Regions from separate parts of the Homo sapiens genome. Here region 1 is linked to region 2. The links are chromatin contacts, found by Hi-C or POLR2A ChIA-PET in ENCODE. All regions are on one chromosome and are shown on one strand. The core of a region is the stretch at or near the end of the contact, and the rest is flanking DNA. Distances in the headings are between cores, read along the strand shown. Region 1 overlaps CDC40 (cell division cycle 40). Region 2 holds the start of MICAL1 (microtubule associated monooxygenase, calponin and LIM domain containing 1).

Evidence for each region. A loop is a pair of places that touch in the nucleus more often than their neighbours do. ChIA-PET counts read pairs that join two places held with the same protein, here RNA polymerase II (POLR2A).
Region 1: a loop to region 2 is called in a map of B cell, with 3 times the contacts of the local background. The contact joins the enhancer-like site here to the promoter of MICAL1 in region 2. A Hi-C loop is called at or near these places in 1 of 168 maps with a recorded cell type or tissue (B cell). POLR2A ChIA-PET finds 5 or more read pairs at or near these places in 1 of 52 experiments (activated B cell).

The regions. Positions count from the first base shown.
Region 1 is chr6:110,201,992-110,207,428 of GRCh38, reverse strand. All of the region lies in intron 3 of CDC40 (cell division cycle 40), which reads right to left. Among named protein-coding and RNA genes, the nearest start is that of CDC40, 24 kb to the right of the region's middle. Within about 2 kb of position 1,393, at least 3 of the 41 ENCODE cell types and tissues checked have a DNase peak (open chromatin) inside an H3K27ac peak, as active enhancers do; they include B cell, where a contact is called at or near this core.
Region 2 is chr6:109,453,462-109,459,154 of GRCh38, reverse strand. It overlaps MICAL1 (microtubule associated monooxygenase, calponin and LIM domain containing 1), which reads left to right and starts at 3,383. Exons shown (of 25, transcript NM_022765.4): 1 at 3,383-3,436; 2 at 4,916-5,216; 3 at 5,310-5,517. The coding sequence starts at 4,959. RefSeq lists enhancers at 1-11, 3,871-4,379, 4,462-4,511, 4,742-4,791 and silencers at 2,762-3,611, 3,972-4,311.

The sequences.
Region 1 (5,437 bases), core at 144-2,643, 750 kb before region 2:
CATTTCACATTTTCTTTCCCAGATGTCAAAAATGATCTCTAACTCAGGACCAATCAGGACCAATCATTCTGCCCTGAGCTATATTGCTTCCTTTTTTTTTTTTTTTTTTTTTTTGAGATAGGGTCTCACCCTGTCACCCAGGCTGGAGTGCAGTGGTGTAATCTCGGCTCACTGCAACCTCCGCCTTCCAGGCTCAAGCAATTCTCCTGCCTCAGCCTCCAGAGTAGCTGGGATTACAGGCATGCGTCATTACCCCTAGCTAACTTTTGTATTTTTTTGGAGAGATGGGGTTTCACCATGTTGGCCAAGCTGATCTTGAACTCCTGACCTTAAATGATCCACCGCCTTGGCCTCCCAAAGTGCTGGCATTACAGGTGTGAGCCACCACTCCCGGCCCCTGAGCTATATTTCTATTTAGAACCCAAAGCTATATTTTTCTATTTAGAACCCAAAGCTCAGGCTAGACTCCAGCATAATATGTTTCTTATAGGATGAATTTTGCATACTGACATTACATTACTAAGAGCCTCTCTGGCCAACACATCAAACTTTAGTTTTAAATATTCTAAGAGCTTGAAAATACATGTACATGATGCACTTGGAAATCTAGAAACCATTTTCCTTTTCTTCTTGGTAATAGATATTGCAGGGCTAAGTTTATCAAATTATGTAAATTATTAAATAAAAAAGGGTAAGAAGATTACATAAAATCTAGCTATTATTTTGAAAATACCATTTGCAGTAAGGACAGTCTTCCTTCCCAATCTTAATATATTTCTATTTCATCAATCATTCTTTATATTTCCTTAAGAGAAGGAAGGATATCTACCAGCATACGAATGTGCTTTTTAAACTAATTATAAAGTATGTAGCTACATATAAATGTGGTCTTCAGTGGTCCATGGGAATTTAAGGAAAGAAAGTCTACCTAAGTTAGCTCAAATCAGTTTTTTTCTCAAATGGGTGTGCTAGCACAGTAAATGTTTGGTAACATTAGTCTGGTATATTCACAAGAGTGCTAAATCACTGATCACTTTATGGCCTACAACTCATGTGTACGATAATAGAATACATAAAAAAGTACTAAGCCCATTTTTTCTAAAGGGCACATCCTAGAGGATAGACTTATTATTTTCATTTTTCATCCAAAGTAGTCCCAGCTACTCGGGAGGCTGAGGCAGGAGAATGGTGTGAACCGGGGAGGTGTAGCTTGCAGTGAGCTGAGATCGCGCCACTGCACTCCAGCCTGGGCGACAGAGCGAGACTCCATCTCACACACACACACAAAAAAACAGAATATAGGGAACTTCTTTTGGGGAACAGAAAAAGATTCATCATGAAGCATGCTTTTCAAACAAGCTAAGGATGTAAGTGCTGAACTCACCCTCATGATATGCTATAACAGAACCAACCACCTGGCTATTAGCTGATTTGCATATAGTTTTTTTCAGCATTAAAATATGTTCTTAACCAGAGGAGAGAGCTTGGTGGCAGAAAATCAGCCTTTGGAGTAGAATCTCTGAAATCACAGGTTCAAATCCCATGAGTTATTTTGTCTTTAATCTCTTTGATGTACAGAAGTGTTCTGCACATAACTTTTTCCAAAAAATGAGACTTTTATAAGCTCATACCATGTTAAAAGTTTCCATTTCAATAATAAAAAACGTATCTAGCTAGAATGTAAATTTCTACTTTGAAAGGAGACTTAACGTCTACATAAATAGCATTTCATGACGCGTCTGGAAGGGTGAAGGAGTAGACAGAGAGGGAAGAGGTATCCCTGGTCCTTGTCTCTGTGTAAGCACCATTCCCCAACTCATCTGGCCACTGTCTTGTTACTCAGAAAAATAAGTTATGCTTTCCTCTTGCTCCACATCCTCTGTGGTAAAAATCTTTACTGCCATACCACCATCCCCACTACTGCCTTCCACCCCAGGTGATTAGAAAACAGTATTATTTTCCTTTTACAAATAAGAGTTAAATATTTGGCCTTATGTCTTACTACAAATCAGCCAGTGATAGAACAAGATCTAATTCTAACACTACTAAATTTCAGTCCAATTTGTTTTCTCACTATCTTGTGTCTCAAATAAGTGAATATTTCTACATTTCTTAAATATTCTTATCTATCTTCCTGAAGCTTGTTTTCCCTTTTATCTTTTTAATGGAATTAATGTCTACTTTCTTCCCTTCGGCAGTCTTATTTGAAATGGCCATAATATTGATTTTATTATTATACCCTTAAGATTATTAAACTAATAATAATTATTAAAACTAATTCCATTAGGCAAATGAAAAGAGACTATAAACAATTTGCAAAAGAATGGTCATAAATATATGAAAAAACCTTCGACCTCACTAGTAGTCCGGAAAAATCAAGTTGCAATAAAGAAATATAATACTTTGATTATCAAGTAAACAAAGGAAAAACAATCATATGGATCTTTGATGAAGAGAAATAGGGCCGGGCATCGTGGCTCAGGCCTGTAATCCCAGCACTTTGGGAGGCCAAGGAAGGCAGATTACTTGAGGCCAGGAGTTTTGAGACAAGTCTGGCCAATATGGTAAAACCCCATCTCTACGAAAAATACAAAAAAAAACATTAGCTATGTGTGGTCGTTCATGCCTGTAATTCCAGCTACTCAGGAGGCTGAGGCATGAGAATTGCCTGAACCCCAGAGGTAGAGGTTGCAGTGAGCAGAGATCCCACAACTGCACGGCCTGAGTGACAGAGCGAGATCCTGTCTCAAAAAAAAAAAAAAAAAAAAAGAGAAATAGGACTTTTATACACTGTGGTGGTAGAGTAGGTTGAGAGAATTCTTTTGGAAAGCAATTTGATAATATATACCAAAAGCTTTTAAAACACATATTCTTTTACCTACGTTTGGGAACTCATTTAAGAAAATAGTATAAAATAATATAAGAACATGTAAAGTTTTATGTACAAAAATATTCACTACCATGTTTTAAAATGCACTTTGTAGCATAACATACATCACATTTTTAATAGTGAAAACTGGAATCAAACTGAAATCTAAATGATACAAGTAATTCTTTTAAAAATTATATCTTTGTTCAGTAGACTGTTTTTAAAAAATCATTTAAAAATGTTAATAAGGGCGGGCACGGTGGCTCATGCCTGTAATCCCAGCACTTTGGGAGGCTGAGGCGGGTGGATCACAAGGTCAGGAGATCGAGACCATCCTGGCTAACATGGTGAAACCCCGTCTCTACTAAAAATACAAAAATTAGCCAGGCGTGGTGGCGGGTGCCTGTAGTCCCAGCTACTAGGGAGGCTGAGGCAGGAGAATGGCGTTGAACCCAGGAGGCGGAGCTTGCAGTGAGCTGAGATCGCGCCACTGCACTCCAGCCTGGGCAAGAGAGTGAGACTGTCTCAAAAAAAATAAAATAAAAATGTTAATAAAGGATTTCAAATATTGAAGTTAAAACTCATGTTAATAATTATTGTGAGACTAAAAGTATTTATTTAAAATTCTATTTTCCACTTCTGTAGGTGGGTGTAGAGAAAATTCTAGATGAAAGTCGAACAAAAGGAAGAAACTTCATTGAGAAGCCCCAAGTAAGACTGGCAGGGGAGCAGGCAGAAAACAGGACAAAATTCACACAACCACTGAGGGGCTGAGAAGTCAGGAGAAATACCATAAATGCAAGCTAAAAGCAAAACTGTAGAGTAAGTAAACGGGATGACACAGTAAATGAGACTATTTTCAGTGATAAGGACTCTACAGGTGGGCTCTATGATAAACTAACTGCATTGTAGAATATAAATCTTCCAGAAATAATTCACTGAGATTATAACAATCTTACAACTTTTAAAAATGGGAAGAAAATTAAAATAAATATTTGTATTATATTCCAGCAGTGATAGCCCAGGGTTATGAGATTGAGGTAAAACTGAATTCATGTGTCACCTCCTGTATGTCTGTTAGATAACACCACTACAAGGTATAAGAAAGGTTTGCTTCCTTGCACTTTGCAAATGAGGGAAGGTAACGGAAAGGTCTCACAGCCTTACATTTCATGTGGAAAGATTAAAAAACAAGAACAACAACAACAAAAGTTGATAGGAATCTGGTATAGGAATTACTATCAGAAGTCAGATAAGAACTTTCTATAAGAAAATTATAGGACAAACTAATAGAAGTCATATACTTGCTCAGTACCTGGGGGCAAAGAAAAAACAGACAGTGTTAAAACTAAGGTTTAAAGAGACAGTTGTTAAAGCTTAGACAAGACTGATCTTATTTACTAAGTTCACTTATTAAGTTTACTTGAACTTAATAAACTGTCTCTTTAAACCTCAGTTTAAACCTAAATCTTACTAAGTTCACTTGAACTTAATAAATAAGATCGACCTTATCTAAGATCTATCATAAAGGAGACAAACCAAAATTTTCTTAGTTTTGTAACTGGCCATTCCGTTTATTTTAGGCTGCCTAATATACTATAGCCCCAAATTCATTTTTTGTCTTTAACTCAATAGTTCAACCTGTGTCCTAGCTCTCCACTTCCTAGTGGGAGAGGCAAAAATCTCCCACTTTATTTTATTTTAGGCTGCCTAATATACTATAGGCTGCCTTTATTTTAGGCTGCCTAATATACTATAGCCCCAAATTCATTTTTTGTCTTTAACTCAATAGTTCAACCTGTGTCCTACCTCACCACTTCCTAGTGGGAGAGGCAAAAATCACCAGATACTTAAAACAAACAAACAAACAAACAAAAAAACACAACCCATTTCTGAAACCAGGTCTAAAGCCAGCTGAAGAGTTTTAAATCCTTATTCTTGTTATAAGGTAATTTAAGAAGAAAAGTAGGTATCGGTATAAACTTACTTGGACTTTTGTTTTGTTTTAAAGGAAACAAGAGAACTAAATTATTGCTTAAGGTCCTTCTAAAGTCGAAGACAATAAGTCTTTAAAAGTCTCTTATTATAGGTTAGAATATAACAAAATCATGATGTAACAGTTTATTTTTATGTGCTGCACATTACTTTAGATTTACATGGGACCCCTTATACAAGCAATGGGTATAACATATTTGTAACCATTTTATTGGACTGGAAGTGTCATAGAACTGTTTTGGGTGATTTAAGTGGTATATAGCCTTGGCTGTGATATTTGGTACATTCTAAGTCTATTACAATCTTACCATGGTGAAGTATGATCTAATACATGATAATCCTCTATACAAGCAGTTTCCACGCACATTAAATTTTTAAAATCCCACCACTGGTAGGATGTAATTATTTTACATAATGAATTTTTCGCTATTCTCTTTCCTGATACCCTTCAGTGATCAAGAGAAAGCATTTCCAAGATAAGATTTGAGAAACAGAGTAAAGTTAAATAGCCTATAATAAGATAAAAAAGTAACCTCTTAACACTATCTTTTCATTTGCCAACTTTAACAGCAA
Region 2 (5,693 bases), core at 2,134-4,633:
TAGAATAAAATCTCCAACTTCCTCTTGGGACCCTCTTCCCCATTCTCATTTCGTCACGTGGTTCCTTGGTGTTCCCCAAACATACCCAGCTCTTTCCTGCCTGAAGGCTTTGTGGCAGGTGGTTTCTCAGCCTTGAAAGTTGTCTGCCCCCACTCTGATTCATGAGTACTCATCTGTCCTCTAACCTCAATCAAACCATGTTGTCACATCCTCTCATGGCACTCTCTACACCTTTGGCGCAGATGTCACTTTTTAAATCATGGGCTCTGTCTCTGGCTATACTGCAGCCACAGCTTCCCGGCCCAGGACCATGGGTTTGTTGCTTGAAGATACTGGCCTGCAGGTACAAAGCCATATTACAGGTGACTTAAACATGCCACCTACAGTACTAGGGACCCAGTTTCTGGGCCCAGGAGATAAGAAATTGGGAGGTGACAGAACATGGTATGGGGCAGAGGAAGGAGGATCCTGTCGTAATGGCTCAGGTTTTAACCTAGGCTACTGCTAGGTTTTACCGTTTGCAAAAACATTAGAATGGGACTCCTTTTTTTCTTTTTTTGGACGGAGTTTCACCCTCGTTGCCCAGGCTGGAGTGCAATGGAACGATCTCAGCTTACCGCAACCTCCACCTCCCGAGTTCAAGCGATTCTCCTGCCTCAGCCTTCCTGAGTAGCTGGGATTACAGGCATGTGCCACCATGCCTGGCTAATTTTGTATTTTTCATAGAGTTGGGGTTTCTCCATGTTGCTCAGGCTGGTCTCGAACTCCCGACCTCAGGTGATCTGCCCGCCTCAGCCTCCCAAAGTGCTGGGATTACAGGCATGAGCCACTGTGCCCAGCCTTAGAATGGGACTCTTTAAACTGACTTCATGTGTCACCCACTTATTTGATCCAATATGAATTGGCCAATGTGATTGTGCCAGTATTTTTAGTTCTACATACACATAATTTGAATCATGACTCAAGATTCTAATTAAGGAGAGAAATTCTTGTGGTTAATAAATAGCTTTAATAGAGTTTTTTTTTTTTTTCTTGGAAGAAATTCTAAGTAGAACTTGGTTTGGGTCTTCTAGTCTGTTCATTTCTTAGGACAGCATTGAATGATAGGATTTTGGAGTAGAAATGGGCTGAGAAGGCTGAGTAATTAAACTGCCTCCATTTAGAGATGGGCAGACGAAGTGTGGTTGGTGACATCCAAGGTCACACTAGGCTAGCGTGAAGCAAAGCTGGAATCCAACCAGACCTTCTGGATTCCAGAACAATGTATTCCCTGCTGCTTTATGCCCCCATGTTAAGTATTTAATTAGCATAAGTTGAAACTTCAAGTCAGCAGTTTTTAGCACTGATGAACTCATTATTGTTCTCTGATCTTCTTTAAAGACAAATTTTATGATGTGTCATTCATAGAGCCACATGACCCTGCTTGGCAAAAGGCATTGAGTCAAGCCAGACCCCACTAAGCCTTTGCAAAGTGGAGCGGCTAGTTGTAGCCGCTGTAGTTGTAGTAAGTGGAGCGGCTAGTTGTGTACCATCTGCTAGTGAAAGGGAAATGAGATTATTCTAGAAGCCAGGGACTGTCTCGGGATCTCTTATGGTCTCTGGATCTCTTATGGTCTCTGGATCTCAAGGACAGCAACCCTCCTCTTTATTCCTCGGTTTTATTAGTGTTTCCAGCGTGACAGTTCACTTCCTCTAAACAAGACATAGCTTCGTATAATGCCAGCCTTTCACGCATCATTTTGAATCAACCCTGGGGTGGTGGAGCCCAGGGTAACCCAGCTGTAGTGGACTTTAGAACGTTTTTACACCATGTATTTAAATATGGGTGTGTCTGATATTCGGCAAATTCATTTCAAGCCAAATGACGTGTCACACTCAAAAGCTAGGATGGGCCCAACTGAGAGGCTGCCCTAGTTTTCTGAGCGTGACCTGGCTGAATTCCCTCGCCTCTCCTGGCAGAGAACAGGCATTTCCCCTTGCTTTCGTCCCACTGCCTGCTTCTCAGCTCGAGCTGGGAACAGTGAGTGTTCAGGTCTTACTGGGTCTCAGATATTTTCCAGATGAAATGCAAAATGAGAATAAAGGGAGAGGCCCTATTCCCTCCCAGCTCTTTATGGTCTCTGGATCTCAAGGACAGCAACCCTCTTATTTATACCTGGGTTTTATTAGTGCTTCCAGTGTAACAGTATCACTTCGTCTAAACAAGAAACAGCATCTTATAATGCCAGCCTTTCATGCGTCATTTTGGGTCAACCCTGGGGTGGTGGAGCCGACAGACCTGGGCCCCCAAACAGCTCTGCCACTTGCTGTGTGCAGATCACAGAACATCTGTGACTCAGTTTCCTTTTTGGTAAAATGGGACTGTTGCAAGCACTGATGTTGAGGTAATACTCATAGGATGACGGTCAATAAATGAGACGATGTTTTTTAATATTAACTAGCTAAAAGACTGGACGCGTCCCTTCACTTTAGGCGCTGTTCCTTATCGGGAATACGACGAAGCTGATCCCAAAGGCCTCTCCAGCCCTTTTCAGCAGACAGTCCCGTGGGTCCTCACTCTAAGGCATTCTTTGAAGACTTGGTCTCTCTTCCACACACCCCTCCCATTCCCCATCTCTTAGTGGTGGTCTAACCCGCCCCGCCATCCCCTTCCCTCTCACTTCTCATATCCATTTGGAAGCTGCAGATTGCTGAGTTTCCAGGACTTTAATCCGCGCCCTTTGCCCTCGGCCCGGGCTTAGGGGTCGACCTCTGTCACAGGAGGCGCACTCTGCGCTTGGATCCATCCTGGGGCGCCCGGGCCGTGGATCTCCAGGTGGGAGACCGGAGGAGAGCGCAGACGTTCCGGCGCCACCCTCGGACCCGCCGGCTTTTCCAAACCTCTTGAGGAGCCTGAGCGCCCTCTCGGCCCGGCGCTGGGAGGCTGCCAGCGGACCTGGGACCGCGGCGGGGGCGGGTGGTCCTCGCCTTGCGGCGGGGAAAGAGCTAGCCTTGCACGCGCAAGCACCGGCAAGGAGCCCAGGCCGAGGGTGCGCGGTCCAGCACTGGGCGCCCTGACCCTCGAGCTCCTCAGCCCCCAACAGGCCAGACCCACCCAGAGGCCCCAGAGCGGAACGGGGTGTCCGCAGCGCCACGCCCTCGGGCGCCACCCTGCAGGCATGGGCGGGCCCAAGACTGTCCCCGCTGGAGGCGGTAGAGGGATCCAGAAGTAATGAGATGCTAATGAGTCGCGAATAAAGCCCGGGCGGCGCCCCGCGCCCCTCGCGGAAGCCCACACTCCGCGCGACTCCAGGCGCACGCCCCGGGCCGCCCCGCATCCCAGCATCCCCGCCCGATCTCGGCGTTTCCGCCCCCGCCCCCGCCCCCGCCCTCCCACCCGCTCAGACCTGGTTGCCAGCCCAACAGGAAGCGGCCCCTCCCGGCTTCGGAGCCGCCGGTAAGTCGTCCAGCGGAGCCGGCTGCGAGCCCCGCGGCCGGGTGGGGTGAGGTGGGGTGCGCTTCCGGGGAAACGCAGCTGCGGTCGCTCGGGAACCACGCCTGGCAGGTCAGGCAGGTCTTCCCTCAGCCCAGCCCTGCTCACGCCGCGTCCGGACTTTGCCGTCCAGTGTCGGGGACCCCCACCGCTGCCGCCCGCGGTCCAGCTCCCTCTCCATCCTTTCAGACCGCTCCACCCCTCTCACAGCCTTTGTCCTGGCGTTTCCAGGCTGGGTCGCTCCTTTCTCCCCTTTCGCCGAGGTCTTCCTCCTTCCACCCTCCACCCCCAAGAAAGATCTTTGCCCTTCCGTCATGAGATTCCGTCTGCCCTCGTCCGGGCCACCCGCAGCGGGAGGCTTTCATCTCCTGTCTCGGCGCGGCGGGCTGGGAACGGAGGGGCAGCTGGATGGTGGAGGGGCCTGAGCCTCAGGGACCTGCCCCCACTGCTGCCATTCACCCTCCCTAACGCTGCCGTGGACACCCGCCTCCTCCATACCCTCTGATACCTTCTGGGCCCCGCGTGAGAAACCCCCTCGGGCACCCTTCAGGTGGCGTGGGAGGGGGCGACAAAGCGAGGCTTTGTCTCCGGAGATTCCTGGGAGAGCGCGCCCGGGCGCACAGGGGGCGGGGCGGGGTAGGGGTCGATCAGGGAGGGGGGAACCTGGGAGGGGCGCACCCGGCTGCGGTCGACCCCCAGCCCTACCCACGGCCCCCTGGAGTAGGGCACATTCACAGAGGAAGTGTTTTGACCACAGTGCGTCAGAAATAGACCCAGGCCTCCGTTCCCCAGTCAGTCGCAACATCCTCCCGCCGTTTGTTGAGGCAGTTTGGTGGAGGGAAGTGGAACCTACGCGGACAGAGGCTGTTTCTCTGTCAGGAGGCAAGCACGAGTGCTGAGGAAAACTTTGCCCTTGCCATGAGACACTTCTCAGACACAGCGTGGCACTGAGGCCATCAAGGGGCGCCGGCACAGGGACGCTTGGAGGGAGATGGGGCAGGATGTATGCTCAGCAGCTGGGGTTGTGGGTATCAGATCTGTCCCTGTGTTGCATGCAAAGGCAGCTCTGTCCTCTCCACATCTAAGAAATCCCCGCACACCCTGATTCCAAGGCCTAAGGAAGGCAGGCTAAGAATTCCTACCCCAGGGCTTGGAGATCCCTGGACAGGGAGGCTGAACTGGAGGCTCCCCTGGTGTCCCATGTGCCCTCTGTGCCCAAGACTAATGTTTTTCACTTCCAAATTTGGCAAATTTCACTTGGAGTGGACTGGATAGCAGCTGTCTCTGGAGCAGATGCTGGCAGGGGAATGGGCTGGGAGGAGCAGAGCCAATCACTGGTGAATCCCGAGCTCCCTGGGGACACCAGCCTGCTCTCTTCGCCTCCCCTTCCTTTTTATTTCTTCTGTTCTCCAGCCTCTTCCCCTTCTTTTTCCACCTCTCCAGCCACTCATCTCTGCCCAGCTGCTGCCCTCCCCAGGAGGCCTCCATGGCTTCACCTACCTCCACCAACCCAGCGCATGCCCACTTTGAGAGCTTCCTGCAGGCCCAGCTGTGCCAGGACGTGCTGAGCAGCTTCCAGGAGCTGTGTGGGGCCCTGGGGCTGGAACCCGGTGGGGGGCTGCCCCAGTACCACAAGATCAAGGACCAGCTCAACTACTGGAGCGCCAAGTCACTGTGGACCAAGCTGGACAAGCGAGCAGGCCAGCCTGTCTACCAGCAGGGCCGGGCCTGCACCAGCACCAAGGTGGATACACGGTGCCTGGGATGGGGTGTGGAGCATGCGGGGAGTCAGAGGACGGACAGGATGCCATGCCCTCACTGCCCTGTGTGTTCACAGTGCCTGGTGGTGGGTGCTGGACCTTGCGGGCTGCGGGTCGCTGTGGAGCTGGCGCTGCTGGGGGCCCGAGTGGTGCTGGTGGAAAAGCGCACCAAGTTCTCTCGCCACAACGTGCTCCACCTCTGGCCCTTCACCATCCACGACCTGCGGGCACTCGGTGCTAAGAAGTTCTACGGGCGCTTCTGCACCGGCACCCTGGACCACATCAGTGAGCACCACGTGGTGGCCTGGAGGGGCGGGTGAGCTTGGGCCTAGAGGCAGGCCAGTGGGGAAATGCTGGGACAGCCAAATGTCGAAGTGGACAAGATCCGTATCAGCCAGGTGACCTTGAAGATTCAGGTCCCCCATCTATAAGTGGGCTTTTGGGCTGAGTGATTGCTAAGG